Regions from separate parts of the Homo sapiens genome. Here region 1 is linked to region 2. A link is an interaction called in ENCODE POLR2A ChIA-PET data of the cell type or tissue named here. Cell type or tissue: GM12878. All regions are shown on one strand. Each heading gives the region's core, and the rest is flanking DNA. Links, peaks and the distances in the headings are about the cores only.

Evidence for each region. ChIA-PET counts read pairs that join two places held together with the same protein. Peaks named below come from ENCODE experiments on the same cell type or tissue, not always from the same donor. Only the 100,000 strongest peaks of a DNase experiment are listed, where the experiment ranks them.
Region 1: POLR2A ChIA-PET joins it to region 2 with 5 read pairs; 3 of 35 experiments call an interaction of 5 or more read pairs at or near these places.

Annotation. Positions count from the first base shown.
Region 1 is chr9:38,184,624-38,189,018 of GRCh38, forward strand. No RefSeq gene overlaps it. Among named protein-coding and RNA genes, the nearest start is that of SHB, 120 kb to the left of the region's middle. In GM12878, for the core only: no CTCF peak of the experiment used is centred there; no DNase peak of the experiment used is centred there.
Region 2 is chr9:38,106,283-38,110,677 of GRCh38, forward strand. No RefSeq gene overlaps it. Among named protein-coding and RNA genes, the nearest start is that of SHB, 39 kb to the left of the region's middle. RefSeq lists an enhancer at 1,529-1,708. In GM12878, for the core only: no CTCF peak of the experiment used is centred there; no DNase peak of the experiment used is centred there; H3K27ac peaks cover 367 bases.

The DNA.
Region 1 (4,395 bases), core at 209-4,208, 78 kb after region 2:
TAAGACATTTAGGATTTAATTTTGTGCTAAAGAATAATAATACAAAAATAGCTATCATTTAATGACCATTTATTATGTGCAAGGCACTGTGCTATGCACTTTATGCATCTTAGTTGAATGCTCAAACCCTTGAATTATGTACCATTATTATTCCCTGTTACAGATGAAGAAAATGAGCCAACTGCAGTGATGGATTTGAAGCAGGATAGATTATATGCTACCTATTCAGTCTTCTTGAGTACTATTTTTTCCCCCATTTAGTAAAAAAAAAAAAAAAAAGAAAAGAAACTGTAAAAGAAATTAGCCAAGGAGGCTGGATGCAGTGGCTCATGCCTATAATCCCAGTACTGTGGGAGGCCGAGGTGGGTGGATTACCTGAGGTTAGACATTGGAGACCAGTCTGGCCAACATGGCAAAACTCCTCCTCTACTAAAAAAAAATACAAAAATTAGCCGAGTGCGGTGGCTCATGCCTGTAATCCCAGCACTTTGGGAGGCCGAGGTGGGCAGATCACCTGAGGTCAGGAGTTAGAGACCAGCCTGACCAACATGGAGAAACCCCATCTCTACTAAGAATACAAAATTAGCTGGGCGTGGTGGCACATGCCTGTAATCCCAGCTACTAGGGAGGCTGAGGCAGGAGAATCACTTGAACCTGGGAGGTGGAGGTTGCAGTGAGCCAAGATTGTGCCGTTGCACTACAGCCTGGGCAACGAGAGTGAAACTCCGTCTAAAAAAAAAAAAAAAAAAAAAAAATTAGCAGGTCATGGTGGCACATGCCTGTAATCCCAGCTACTTGGGAGGCTGAGTATCACTTGAGTCCGGGAGGCGGAGGTTGCAGTGAGCTGAGATGGTGCCATTGCACTCCAGCCCTGGGCGACAGAGCAAGACTCCATCTCAAAAATAAATAAATAAATAAAAAAGAAATTAGCCAATGAAGAGTTAAAAACACCAAACAGAAGTGGTTTAAGTTTTTCCTTGCAGCTCAAGTGATTCTGTTTGTGACAACTAAAGACCCAGAGGTTCCATTTGATGTGTTAGTAGATAATACACCTTAAAATCTGCAACCATTTAAAAATTGGGCTAAAGACATTTAAAGCCACTAAAGTTGTCAAAAATAAACCCCACAAAACCTCATTATTTCTACCTATGTTAGGTCAGCTAGTGAAAGGAAAATGAAAGGTAATGGCTAAGAATTAGCTTTCCAAATGGCTCAGTCAAAGCCATTTGGAAATTTGCCAGTCCAAGGACCAACCCAAAAGAAACCTCAAATATAATCTCTTTGTACAAAGAAAAGAGACACCACAGGCATTATTAAAATACGAGAATTGGTGGAACCACTTCGATACTGGTCAAAAATCATGAGAATAAAATATTTTCAAATATCCTAGAGAAAGAAAGACATGTATTAATTATAAATTAAACACTATCAATCTTTGTTTCGATTCTTAATGAGTGTTTTTATCTGAGTTCGTTTTTATTAAATTTCCCTTGGGAGAGGAATGGTGGATTTACAGATCTTTTACTAGGGTCCACTTATTATGGGCGCTTTGCTAAGGCCATAAATTTTGCAGTTGAATGACAATAGCGAGGAGGGAGTAGAGCAAGCAGTGGATTGAAGCTGGGAAGGAGGGCAGGATTAAAGGTGGCTTGCACAGAAAACAGTTTTTACATTTTGATATAGCCCCAAATGACCTGGGTTAAAAGTACCACATTAACATGTCCTTTGAATAAAAATAGCCACATCAAAATGGACAGCTTCACTCAGATGTCTATCATAACACTCACTCTGGTTCAAAAAATTTATGATTCATAGGCTTAACAATAAACACACAGCTTTAGCTCCTTCTGAAGACCTGAAAGGTCATGGACTGGAATCCTGAGTTGTGAGGCCAGTTTCCTGAACCAAGATTCAGAGCTAGCCAGTGAACCTAGCAGATGGGCCAGCGTTCAATTTCCACTGAAGTCTGGCGTTCTCAATTCCTGTAACCGCCCAAGGGGTTCACCTTGCCTGCTGCCTACACAGACTCGATTCATCAAGACAGGGGAATTGCAATAGAGAAAGAGGAATTCGTGCAGAGTCAGCTGTGCATTAAACCAGAGTTTTATTATTACTCAAATCAGTCTCCCCAAGCAGAGTTTTTAAGGATAACTTGGTGGGTAGGGGGAAGCCAGTGGAGCCAGGAGTGCTGATTGGTCAGAGATGAAATCATAGGGAGTTGAAACAACCCTTTCCCAAAGCACACCTCCTTCTTGCCTGGGGACTAGACTGCCTTTGTAGGACTAACATTAGCCACAAGATTAGAGATTATGGTTTAGGAGTCATGCAATTGGAGGCTACAAGATTCTGACCCTCCCTAAACTGCTCCTAAGATCAATGCTTGAGATGCTTTGCAAATGCTGCACTTAATGGATCAGGGGGCACCACCTAGATCAATAAACTGGCTTATTTGATCCTGTGGCCCCCACCCAGGAACTGACTCAGTGCAAGAAGCCAGCTTTGACTCCCTGTGATTTCATCTCTGACCAATCAGCACTCCTGGCTCACTGGCATCCTCCAGCCTACCAAATTGTCCTTAAAAACTCTGCTCCCTGAATGCTCGGGAGACTGATTTGAGTAATAATAAAACTCTGATCTCTCACACAGCTGGCTCTGCATGAATTACTCTTTCTCTGTTGCAATTCCCGACTTGATAAAGATAAATCAGCTCTGTCTAGGCAGCGGGCAAGGTGAACCCACTGGGTAGTTACAATTGGGCCCCTGACAACCTTAGAGCCACAGCTGCTATACCAGCCCAGACTTTTACACTTGAGAGAAATTAACTTCTCTTTTTTACTGATACGTAGTCATTGTACATATTTATGGAGTACATGTGATATTTTGAAACATGCATCCACTGTGTAGTGATCAAATCGGTCTTTAAGATATTCATCACCTCAAACATTTATAATTTCTTTGTATTGGAAACATTTCAAATCTTTTAGCTGATTTGAAATATACAATAAATTGCTGTTTACTATAGTCATCCTATTGTGCTATCAAACGAGAACTTATTTCTTCTACATAACTATATGTCTGTACTCAGTAACCAACCCCACTTTATCCCCCTCTCTACTCTTTCCGGCCTCTAGTAACCATCATTCTACTCTAAAAAGTTGAATTCCGCAAGTTCAACTTTTTAGCTCCCAGAAATGAGTGAGAACATGCAATATTTGTCTTTGTGTACCTGGCTTATTTCACTTAACATAATAACTTCCAGTTCCATCCATGTTGTTGCAAATGACAGGATTTTTTTTTTTTTTTTTTTTTATGGATTAAGAGTATTCTCTTGTGTATGATCTCCTCTTTTGTTTAAGCCTCTGTTAGCCTGGGTTCCTGATGACACATCTGGACCTGTGTCCTAATTAACACTGTAGGTAAAGCAAGGATCTACGACCGTTTCCATCTTGTCTCTGTCATGAGGCTGTGAGCTCCTTATGGCAATCTCTCCCTACATTTCTTCCAGTTCCTCATGGTAGGCACAGCACTATCCTACGCCTTGGACCAGAATAGACTCTTGTGGATGCTTATTGGATGAATGAATGAATGAATGAACATGTCAGTGTGTTGCGAGCTGGGAGAGATGCATCAGAAAAGCAGTGGGATGAGAGTCACATACCCCGTACCCTTGTTGGAATTTATGTCTAGGAATTTGTGTTTGGCTGCTTGTAACAGAAAACCCTAATTTTGGGTAATGACTTAATCAAATAGTGATTCATTTCCCTCAAATGGTAAGGGCCTGGGGGTGGGTGGTTTCTGAATTGGGTTTGGTGCAGTTTTGGGGGTGGCCAAGCCTAAGTTTCTGCCATTCACTTGGCCTCTTCCTCATGGTCACAAGATGGCAGCCAAAATCCGACAGTTACATCCATGTCCCAGGGAAGGGGAAGGAGGCAGCAGGAAGAAGGCAAAAGGGAAAGTCAGCCAAGTCTGTCCCCTCTTAAAGGTCTCAGGCTGCTCCTGCCTTTTGCAGGGCCCACAATAAGAGTACAAGGCCAGGCGAGGTGGCTCACACCTGTAATCCCAGCACTTTGGGAGGCTGAGGCAGGCGGATCACAAGGTCAGGAGATCGAGACCAACCTGGCCAACATAGTGAAACCCTGTCTCTACCAAAAATATAAAAAATTAGCTGGGCATGGTGGCACATGCCTGTAGTCCTAGCTACTCAGGAGGCTGAGGCAGGATAATCACTTGAACCCAGGAGGCTGAGGCAGGATAATCACTTGAACCCCAGGAGGTGGAGATTGCAGTGAGCCAAAATCGCACCACTGCACTCCAGCCTGGGCGACAGAACAAGACTCTGTCTCAAAAAAAAAAAAAAAAAAAAGTACAAAGGGAGGTCCAACTACTATCTGTTTA
Region 2 (4,395 bases), core at 309-4,308:
CATGGCAAAACCCCGTCTCTAATAACAAATACAAAAATTAGCCAGCCATGCATCTGTAGTCCCAGCTACTTGGGAGGCTGAGGTAGGAGGATCGCTTGAACCCGGGAGGCAGAGGTTGCAGTGAGCTGAGATTGCACCACTGCACTCTAGCTTGGGCAACAGAGCCAGACTCTGTCTCAAAAAACAAAACAAAAGACATTTTATGGTGTGTTTTAGAAAGATTTACCTTCAAAATGATTATACTTCTTAGTTTATATCTGAAATAATTATAGTTTTAAATATTTTAGCCAAGGGAAATCTTCAGTTATCATTCAATTTCGTTTAAGTGGAATGGAGAGTATCAGCTTTTGCTAGGTAACGATGAGTCACATTTAATGAGTGTTTACCATATGTCAGGCTCTATCCTAAGTGCCTTATAGTTCTCTTAAGTTCTTTGATCCATAACAGCCCTATGCAATGGTACAAATATTATTCTTGTATTGAGTATGAGGAAACTGAAACACAGAGGGGTTTAGTAACTTGCCCAAGGTCACATAGCTAATAAGTGGCAAGCTTGGATTTGAACCCAGGGAGGCTGGCTCCTGAGAGAGAAGGAGCTCGTAAACACTATATTTTAGGGTGTCCCATATAACAAAGACTTACTTTCTTTGGATTTTTTTACCAAGTGATCATTCATGTAATGTATGTATGGACACTGTCACAGAATGTGCAGGTCAGTCAGGACAAAGTGGGAAAATCGGACACTTGATATCTTGATTCCTTCCTTTCCCCTTGCGATTTTACAAAGAAGGAAATTAAAGCCCAAAGACGGGGCAGGGGACCGGCCACCACCAGGAGGGTGATGGGCTCCCTGCCTCCCTCACAGTTTTGGCCGGGTGCAGTGGCTCACACCTGTAATCCCAGCACTTTGGGAGGCCGAGGCAGGTGGATCACTTGAGGTCAGGAGTTCAAGACCAGCCTGGTCAACATGGAGAAACCCCATCTCTACTAAAAATACAAAAATTAGCCAGGCATGGTGGTGCATGCCTATAATCTCAGCTACTCAGAAGGCTGAGCGGGAGAATCACTTGAACCCGGAAGGTGGAGGTTGCAGTGAGCCAAGATTGTGCCACTGCACTCTATCCTGGGTGACAGAGTGAGACTTTGTCTCAAAAGGAGAAGAAAAAAAAAAAAAAGGGCCCAAAGACGCATAATGACTTCCTTAAGGTTACAGCATGAAAACCAGACTGGAGGTCAGAACTCAACCCCCAAGCTGGGCTTTTCCCAGTATCATTCTTCGTTCTTAATGAGCCCTGTATCAGACTCTTAAGTGGTTCTGAACTCTCTTTCTCTGTCTTTGTTTCACAGTCCAAAGTCTTCTTAACCAGAAAGTGCATTTCCTCTTCAGTACCAGTAACCCCTGGTTCCAACTGCGTCAAAAACACTCCCTAGGCTTTCTCATGGCTGTCTTACCTGCTTTGCTGGGGCTATTTATGGAGGAAGAGCACAGGATCTGTTTTGCCTTTCATCAGAGTCAGGATCAGAGCAGAGAGGCTAGGACACAAACATTGAACCCCGAGATCCGGACCACATGACTAGGGTGGCGGAAACTGGGGCCCAGCCACAGCCAAAGCCATGGGGAGGCCATGCCAGCACAGCCATCACCCCATCATCTCCTCCCCTGGCTGTTCGTCTAATCCTCAACAGTGCTGAGATGCCACAGACTAGAAAGTGCTACAAGAAACCACACGGATTTGAGTGTCACAGTTGTGTGTGAAAAATACTGAACCAACTCTGGACTGGGAGTCAGGAGGCCTGGCTTCCGGGCTTGGCTCTTCCACTGACCAGCTATGAAGGTCTGGGCAAGTTGACACGCCCCTCTGGGCCTCTGTTTTCTCATGCGTGATAAGAGGTTAATCAGCTGCTTGCCTATCCTCACAGGATTACTGTGAGGCTGAAAAACAAAAGTGACAATGCTTTGGAGATAACAAAGCAGTGTAAAGATGTAAGGAATATTGTCATTGCACTGAGCTGGACCCAAGGTAGCAGCAGCTCTGGATCTCCTGCCCTGGTGATAAAGAGTTGTAGAAAAGGCTTTATCCACTCCCTTCTGCCATACCAAGACCTGCTCCCTGGAAGAGATTTGGGCAGTGGGAAAACAGAGCCCAGCCTGGGATTGTTTCCAACACCATGTGTTGGCTCTTTGGAGCACTGTGCCAGGAGTCAGGAGCCTGGGCTTTGGGCCCTACTCTACTGCAAACAAGCTGTGTACCCCAGCTGGGCTACAGTGTGAAAACCTGACTCTGCTAGTGTGGCCTCCCCATGACTGTGCCCAGGTCACCCCAGTCACATGGTCTGGATCTTACGCCCAGCATTCCTTTCCTAGTCCCTGTGCTCTGATCCTAACCTGATTAGAGCCAAATGAATCCTGTGCTTTCCCTCCATAAACAGCCCCAGCAAAGCAGGCTGAGCTAAGTGCTGCCACGTAGCCTCTCTTGGCTTCGGTCAGCTCTAAAAGTCTGATGCCACAATCAGATCATCAGCTTGAACACAGGGAGGTGGATCAGCTCTGAGATCTGAGGAAGGGGAAAAATGGTGGAAAAATACCTACTAAGCATTAGGTCCTTTCCATGTAATTGATCTCACCTCATTTATTCAGCCCACGGTTATGCCAAGCTCTGCGGCTGGTGCCGGGTACCGGCCATAAACAAGACAGACCTGGTTTTCTGGAGATTACAGTGAAGCAGGAGAGGTGGGCGTAAAACAAATGTTCACACAAATGCAGAATGACAATTGTGGTAATGGTACAAGGAAGAGAATAGAGCTATGGGGAGGGACCTAACCAGCCCATTATGGAGCTGAAACTTGACAGAGAATAAGTAGATGCCCAGCTAGAAGGGGGCTAAGCTTCCATGCAAAGGGAACAGGCGTGAAGGCCCTGAGGTTGGAAGGAGATTGCCATGACCCAGAGACCAAGCAAGAAAGCAAGTGTGTGTAAAATGTGGTGAGCAAGAGGGGCTGTTGCTGGCACTGATGTTGAGGGCCTGGCTGAGCTCTTTCTCTTGGCTATACTCAGAAGCAGAGGTCTTGATCTTAATCTTGGCATTCCCCCCTCCACCCCCACCCCCCCCTTTTTTTTGAGACAGGATTTTGCTCTGTCACCCAGGTTGGAATGCAACAGCATGATTATAGCGCACTGCAGCCTCAAACTCCTGGGCTAAAGTGATCCTCCTGCCTTGGCCTCCCAAAGTGCTGGGATTACAGGTGTGAGCTCCCCTAATCTTGGCATCCCTTTACCTTGGAATATGAGCTCCACTGACTTAGATTTTCTGCATACAATTAGAATTTCTTATTCTCTGGACAATCTGATTTATCATATTCACCAAATTTGATAAACATTCACTTTTTTTCTGAAAAACAGAAAAAAAAGACTCGTCCCTGCTCTTCTGGTCCTTGTCTGGAGGACAGGCTGAAGAGAGGGCAGCTGGTGGGGCAGACACTTGATTAAGAAACTCAAGCAAGGCTGAGATGCATGCCACAGAAGAAGCGCAAGGGGCCAGGGTTCAAGGACCAGGTCTGACAGTTACAGGAACTTGTCGTGTTAATGGCCACATCTTTGTAATGCTTGTCATTCCCGTGTGGGAGAGTTTCCAGGGAAAAGTATAATTTAAGCTGAGCCTTGAGATGTGATAGGACTGTTTATTTTTAATACGTTTTTCCAACTTAAAAATATATGCGCCTAAAAGAAAATTTGAGAAAAAAAAGGACAAAGAAGATAATTATAACTATCCTTAATCCAGAGCAACGACAGTAAACATTTGAGGGAGTATCCTTCCAGGCTTCGTATCTATGTTTAACAACATTGAAGTCATTGTATATAGACAATTCGGCAGCACTTTCATCTTTCATTTCACACGTCAAGGGTCTTTGCCTAGGCCATTACATGTTCTTTAAAAATACAATATTTGATGGCTGTTTAATATTCAGTACTTTGGGTTTGTGTAATCACTTCATTATCAGATATTTTGGTAGTTTCCAAATTGGTTGCTACTATGAATAATGCTGAAATGAGCATTGAAGTACATAAAACCTGTGGTGGCATCTGGGTATTCCCTTAGGGCAGAATCTGAGGAGTGGAACTGCTGGGTCGAAGAGTGTGAACATTTCTATGGCCTTGGGTATTTACTGGCCCATTATGTTCCCACTCACATTGTAGGAGCTCCTCTATCTCACTGCCACCCACCACCACTATTTTCATTTTTAAATCTTTGCCATTTTGATGGAAGACAATGCTGTTGCTGAAGAATGCCTTTCTTTGACTAAAGATGAGTCTGACTTCGACCAGCAAAGTGCGGGAATGGGGAGGTGAGGAAGGGCACTGAGAGAACAGTTTGCTGCTGGCATGGTTCCTTTCCA